Regions from separate parts of the Homo sapiens genome. Here region 1 is linked to region 2. A link is an interaction called in ENCODE POLR2A ChIA-PET data of the cell type or tissue named here. Cell type or tissue: Panc1. All regions are shown on one strand. Links, peaks and the distances in the headings refer to the core of each region. The heading gives the core; the rest is flanking DNA.

Region 1 (2,911 bases), core at 130-2,629, 140 kb before region 2:
CCCTTGTGGATTTTTCAGGCCATTTGTCTTTCTTATTCACTCTTGTTGTCACTACGTTAGTCTGCTGCTGTTTATTAATAGTATCTAGGGGAAGAAGGCCAGAGAATATCAAGGTAAGGTCCACAGCCTTTAAAGGGCCACTTGTCAGGGTATAAGATTTCATGGGTTATCTCTTAATTTTGAATTTCATTTTTTAAAAATTATAAACTTGCTTATTTTCCATTAGCTTAAAGCAGCCACTTACATGTAATTGGAATTAAGCTGGATTTTAAAATTTACCTGGGGTTCGCTCACGCCTGTAATCCTAGCACGTTGGGAGGCCAGGGTGGATCAGTTGAGCCCAGGAGTTCGAGACCACCCTGGGCAACATGGTGAAGCCTTGTCACTACAAATGATACAAACATTAGCTGGACATGGTGGCATGTGCTTATAGTCTCCGCTACTCAGGAGGCTGAGGCAGGAGGATCACTTGGGCCCAGCAGGTCGAGGCTGCAGTGAGCTGAGATCGTGACACTGCACTCCAGCCAGCTCCTTTTTGCAACAGAGAAAGACCCTGTCTCCAAAAAATAAATAAAGAAAATAAATAAATCTACATGGAATCTAGTTTTTGAATATTGTGGTTGTAATCAAAGCAACTTCCCATGTCCGAACACTTAAACAGTTACAGGATTATAGGGTCAGGCCACTGAAGTCAACACTTGTTGCACACATTTTAAAAACAGGTAGAGTATTGCTGCAATAAATTTGCATTGAATCATGCAAGAAGTACTCGAGATTTTGCACTCCCATGAGATTGTGCACATCCATGCCAAACAGACCAAGAACCAAAGAGGATGAAGGAAAACAGGACGCTGAGGGAGATAAAGATGTTGTCGTATCGCTCGGTGGCATCAACAGGAGGATAAATTCCATAGGAGGAGAAGAGAAACAGAAGAACAAAGAAGGGACCAGAGTATTTGATCCGCTTTGAGTGATGGAGCTTGTCGCTCCGGAGATTCAAGATGATCTGCAACTCACGTCTGCACTTGCTTACGCAGCCTTTTACAAAAGCAAGACGCCAGCAGGCGGGGCTAACCTACAGGGTAGATACAGACAGGAAGAAATTCTTTGGTTTCTGGGCCCGCCTCATCCAAATATTTCTGTAACTGCCCTATTCAGCTGGGAGGCTAAAAATAAGAGGTCAACAGCTTGTGTTATTTGTAAGAAAAATGCATAAATTAGGGAAGACGGGTTTTTTTTGTTTTTTTTTTTCTTTGAGACAGAGTCTCGCTCTGTCGCCCAGGCTGGAGTGCAATGGCGCAATCTCGGCTCACTACAAGCTCCGCCTCCCGGGTTCATGCTATTCTCCTGCCTCAGCCTCCCGAGTAGCTGGGACTACAGGAGCCCGTCACCATGCCCGGCTAATTTTTTTGTGTTTTTAGTAGAGACGGGGTTTCACCATGTTAGCCAGGATGGTCTCGATCTCCTGACCTTGTGATCCGCCCGCCTTGGCCTCCCAAAGTGCTGGGATTACAGGCGTGAGCCACCGCGCCCGGCCGGGAAGCTGATTTTTCACTACACAGAAAGATTGTGTGGCACTTGTAAATGAAGTATGTATAGTAGAATATGCATCAGGTCATAGAATTACTACAAGTATAATAGCTAGAAAACTGTATAGTATGTAACAGCCACTGAATGTTAAAAATGTGTTAAATGCCTGTGGTGTCAAATGTATGGAAAAGGAAAATACACGAGTCTTTTTCACTTAAGAGAGCTTTGCCGCTGCTACTTCACATCTCTTCCTCTTCAAGTTGCTAAAGGCAAATGCTAAAATATTACAGTGACCCCTTATACAAGTGAGGGTGAAGAGTTTTTGTCTCTTCAGACTATGGCATGTTCTGAGGATTGTAGTGCTATTTTGCTTAAGTACCTTAATCAGGCACTAATGTTACCTGCCCTTTCTCTTAACTTCCCCTTGCCTGAAAGGAATTGGGGCCTCAGGCTTGAAAGGAGCTTGCTCTTTGTGATTCCACCAGGAGCCGTCCCTAAAAGTGGGAGGAGAACCTCTGTTGCAAGCAGACCACACCTGCTGTTTCCACACTAAGGCTCCTCTGCAGTGGCTTCCTCCCCACTTCCTACCACATTCAATGCCCGGAGGCCAATCTGGCTGTATTCTGAGTCTTGTACTCCTTTTTGAGACTGTGATAAGAGAGTTTGCACCTCACCGCCCCTCAAGAGTACACTAAAATACATTTGCATTCACTTTCGGGGGTATTTGCCTAGTCTATGTTATTTTTTCTTTCTTTTTTTGGGGGGGTGGGGGTGGCAGATAAAGAGGGAACAGGGTTTGACTCTGCTCCCCAGGCTGGAGGGTAGTGGCTCACTGCAGCCTCAAACTCCTGGGTTCAGGGATCCTGCCTACTCAGCCTCCGGTGTAGCTGGAACTACAGGCATGGCACCACCACACCTGGCTCATTTTTAAAGTTTTTTTGTAGAGATGAAGTCTTGCTATGTTCCCCAGGCTGGTCTCAAACTCCTGACCTCAAGCCATCCTCCCATCTCAGCCTCCTAAAGCAAGGTAATTATAGGCATAAAGCACCACACCTCCTAGCCCATTTTAGAACCCCATTTGATAAACAGCATCCTGGGGCTTCAGTAGTCTTTTTCCTCCTAGAGAACTCGGTGAATCTTTTCCAGGGAGTTAGGCTCTGCTGCACTGGAGGGTTACCAAAGTTAGGGAGAAGCCCTGTTAAAAGAATGTAGACCTTTAATTATGAAACACTGTATTGAAAAGTATCCATAGGTCAGGCACAGTGGCTCGAGCCTGTAATCCCAACACTTTGGGAGGCCGAGGTGGTTGGATTGATCACTTGAGGTTGAGGTCAGGAGTTTGAGACCAGCCTGGCCAACATGATAAAACCCTGTCTCTACT
Region 2 (2,911 bases), core at 106-2,605:
TCCTGCTATTGAGTGTGGATTGTGGGAAGAGAGTACTCCTGTGCCTTCTAGTCAATTGTGGATAAAATACGGATATGAAGAGCACCCTTGTACTTCATCCCCTGAGGGTTTTCCATTAGTCTTTGATCAATGGGATTAAATCATTTTGTAACAAAGCATTTTGCAAAACTTAGTATTTTGAGCATTTTAATACTAAGTTGGTTCTTGGCCTTTTCTCCTACCTAACACACCAGATATTTGTATTTGAAGTGGCAGTGCTTCTTGTGAGGGGTTAGAAGCTGTTTTATCAGAATGTACAAGGAGCCAGGTGTGGTGGCTGCTCATGCCTGTAGTCCCAGTTACTACTCAGAGGTTGAGGTGGGAATATCACTTAAGCCAAGGAGTCAAGCCTGGGCAATATAGCATGACCCTGTCTTAAAAAAAAAAAAAACTTGGGAGGAAATACACAGTAGTTAGAAAAAGCCTCCTAGGTGATTTTGATGAATCCCAGTCTCAAATTTCCTCATTTGGAAATGATAATGTAGGCCACACGTATTACTGGAGAAAAATGTGCTCCCGAGACTTTCCAGAGCAGCAGAGCTGGGACTAGGCAGGTGAGGCAGCTACGTGCAAGTGTAGCCCTGAGAATGAGCACCTCTTTAAAGAATGTACCTTGCGTTAGTTCTGTGCCTGTTTAAAAAAAAAAAGAAAGAATAAAAGAATGCACCTGAGGCAACTCCCTAGCTGCCTCACCACAGTCTGGGCCCTGCAAAACAGGGTCAGAAAAAAATCACCTGTGGGAAATTACAGATGATCCATGAGCATTCTGAGGAACAGACTCCTCCCACTTCAGAGTGGTATGTGCATACTTTCTTTCTTTCTTTTCTTTTCTTTCTTTTTTTTTTTTTTTGTGAGACAGAGGAGTCTCACTTTGTCACCCAGGCTAGAGTGCAGTGATGCAATCTTGGCTCACTGCAACCTCTGCCTCCGGGTTCAAGCGATTCTTCTGCCTCAGCCTCCCAAGTAGCTGGGACTACAGGCACGTGCCACCATGCCCAGCTAATTTTTTGCATTTTTAGTAGAGATTGGGTTTCTGTGTGTTAGCCAAGATAGTCTCAATCTCCTGACTTTGTGATCTGCCCGCCTCGGCCTCCCAAAGTGCTGGGATTACAGGCATGAGCCACCGCGCCTGGCTTGCTCTTTCTTTTTTTTTTTTTGAGAGGTAGTCTTGCTCTGTCGCCCAGGCTAGAGTGCAGTAGCGCAATATCAGCTCATAGCAACCTCTACCTCCTGGGTTCAAGTGATTCTCCTGCCTCAGCCTCCCAAGTAGCTGGAATTACAGGCGGCCGACACCACACACAGCTAATTTTGTATTTTTAGTAGAGACGGGCTTTCACCATGTTGACCAGTCTGGTCTTGAACTCCTGGCTTCAAGTGATCCACCCGCCTCGGCCTCCCAAAGTGCTAGGATTACAGGCATGAGCCACCATGCCCAGCCTATACCTTAATTATTGTTGGACTAAAGTGGCTCCCAATTTAGTCAATGAGCAGATTTTGCTCCACATATAATCATCACCCAAAGTTAGCTGCACCGGAATTATGGGGGATGGGATTCCTGAGTCAGCTGAATCCAGAGTCTCCGTGTAAGAGGGCTGGAAATTGCCTGTAAAAAAATAAATCTGGGCCGGGGACAGTGGCTCATGCCTCTAATCCCAGCACTGTGGGAGGCTGAGGCTGGCAGATCACCTGAGATCAGGAGTTCGAGACCAGCCTGACCAACATGGCAAAAGCCTGTCTCTACTAAAAATATAAAAATTAGCCGGGCGTGGTGGATGCACCATCTAAAAATCAATCAATCAATCAATCAGTCTGATGCATAGCAGGCTTGGAAATCACTTTTCCAACCTACTTTTGTGCAAACAATGTATTCTTTTTTTTTTTTTTTTTTGAGACAGAGTCTCTGTCACCCCGGCTGGAGTGTAGTGGCACAATCTCGGCTCACTGCAACTTCCACCTCCTGGGTTCAAGTGATTCTCCTGCCTCAGCCTTCTGAGTAGCTGGGATTACAGGCGTGCACCACTTCGCCTGGCTAATTTTGTGTTTTTAGTAGAGACAGGGTTTTTCCAGGTTAGTCAGGCTGGTCTCGAACTCCTGACCTCAAGTGATCTGCCCGCCTATGCCTCCCAGAGTGCTGGGATTACAGGTGTGAGCCACCTCACCTGGCCCAAGAAGTTTTATTGAGATGTGTACATGTACATTAGGTTTTTGATGTGTAGACATTGTGATAAGGTAGATAATTGTGATAACTATTTATTGCTTGTTTAAACTGCTCAAGTAATTACTTTTGTACCAACCTAATATCTTTCCCCACAAGCTTGACGTCATCATATAATATGTTGAGGTTTTGTTTTGTTTTGTTTTGAGACAGAGTCTTACTCCGTTGCCCAGGCTGGAGTGCAGTGGCTCGATCTCGGCTCACTGCAACCTCTGCCTCCCAGGTTCAAGCAATTCTCCTGTCTCAGCCTCCTGAGTAGCTGGGACTACAGGCACCTGCCACCACACCCGGCTGATTTTTGTATTTTTAATAGAGACAGGGTTTCACCTTGTTGGTCAGCCTGGCCTTGAACTCCTGACCTCAGATGATCCACTCACCTCAGCCTCCCAATGTGCTGGGATTACAGTCGTGAGCAACTGCGCCTGGCCAATTATAATCTTATTTTAGAAAATATAAGTATACATAGTTTACATCTTACATCTTAGGGATTTAAATAGTTATTTCTTGAGAAGGTAAATCCCAATGTAGAGGTCCATATTATCAAAAAGACTAATAAATATTGCTATGGAGGCAACTACTCTGGGTGAAATAAACTGAAGTGAACCTGGGTAACCTAGATAATGTTCCCTTGTTAACTTGAGGTCTGAGTCCAATATT

Evidence for each region. ChIA-PET counts read pairs that join two places held together with the same protein. Peaks named below come from ENCODE experiments on the same cell type or tissue, not always from the same donor. Only the 100,000 strongest peaks of a DNase experiment are listed, where the experiment ranks them.
Region 1: POLR2A ChIA-PET joins it to region 2 with 11 read pairs; 5 of 35 experiments call an interaction of 5 or more read pairs at or near these places.

The regions. Positions count from the first base shown.
Region 1 is chr12:7,959,026-7,961,936 of GRCh38, reverse strand. No RefSeq gene overlaps it. Among named protein-coding and RNA genes, the nearest start is that of SLC2A3, 24 kb to the right of the region's middle. RefSeq lists cis regulatory regions at 894-1,228, 2,001-2,126. In Panc1, for the core only: no CTCF peak of the experiment used is centred there; a DNase peak (open chromatin) is centred at 1,086; H3K4me3 peaks cover 875 bases.
Region 2 is chr12:7,823,745-7,826,655 of GRCh38, reverse strand. All of the region lies in intron 7 of SLC2A14 (solute carrier family 2 member 14), which reads left to right. Among named protein-coding and RNA genes, the nearest start is that of NANOG, 36 kb to the right of the region's middle. RefSeq lists an enhancer at 1-331. In Panc1, for the core only: no CTCF peak of the experiment used is centred there; no DNase peak of the experiment used is centred there.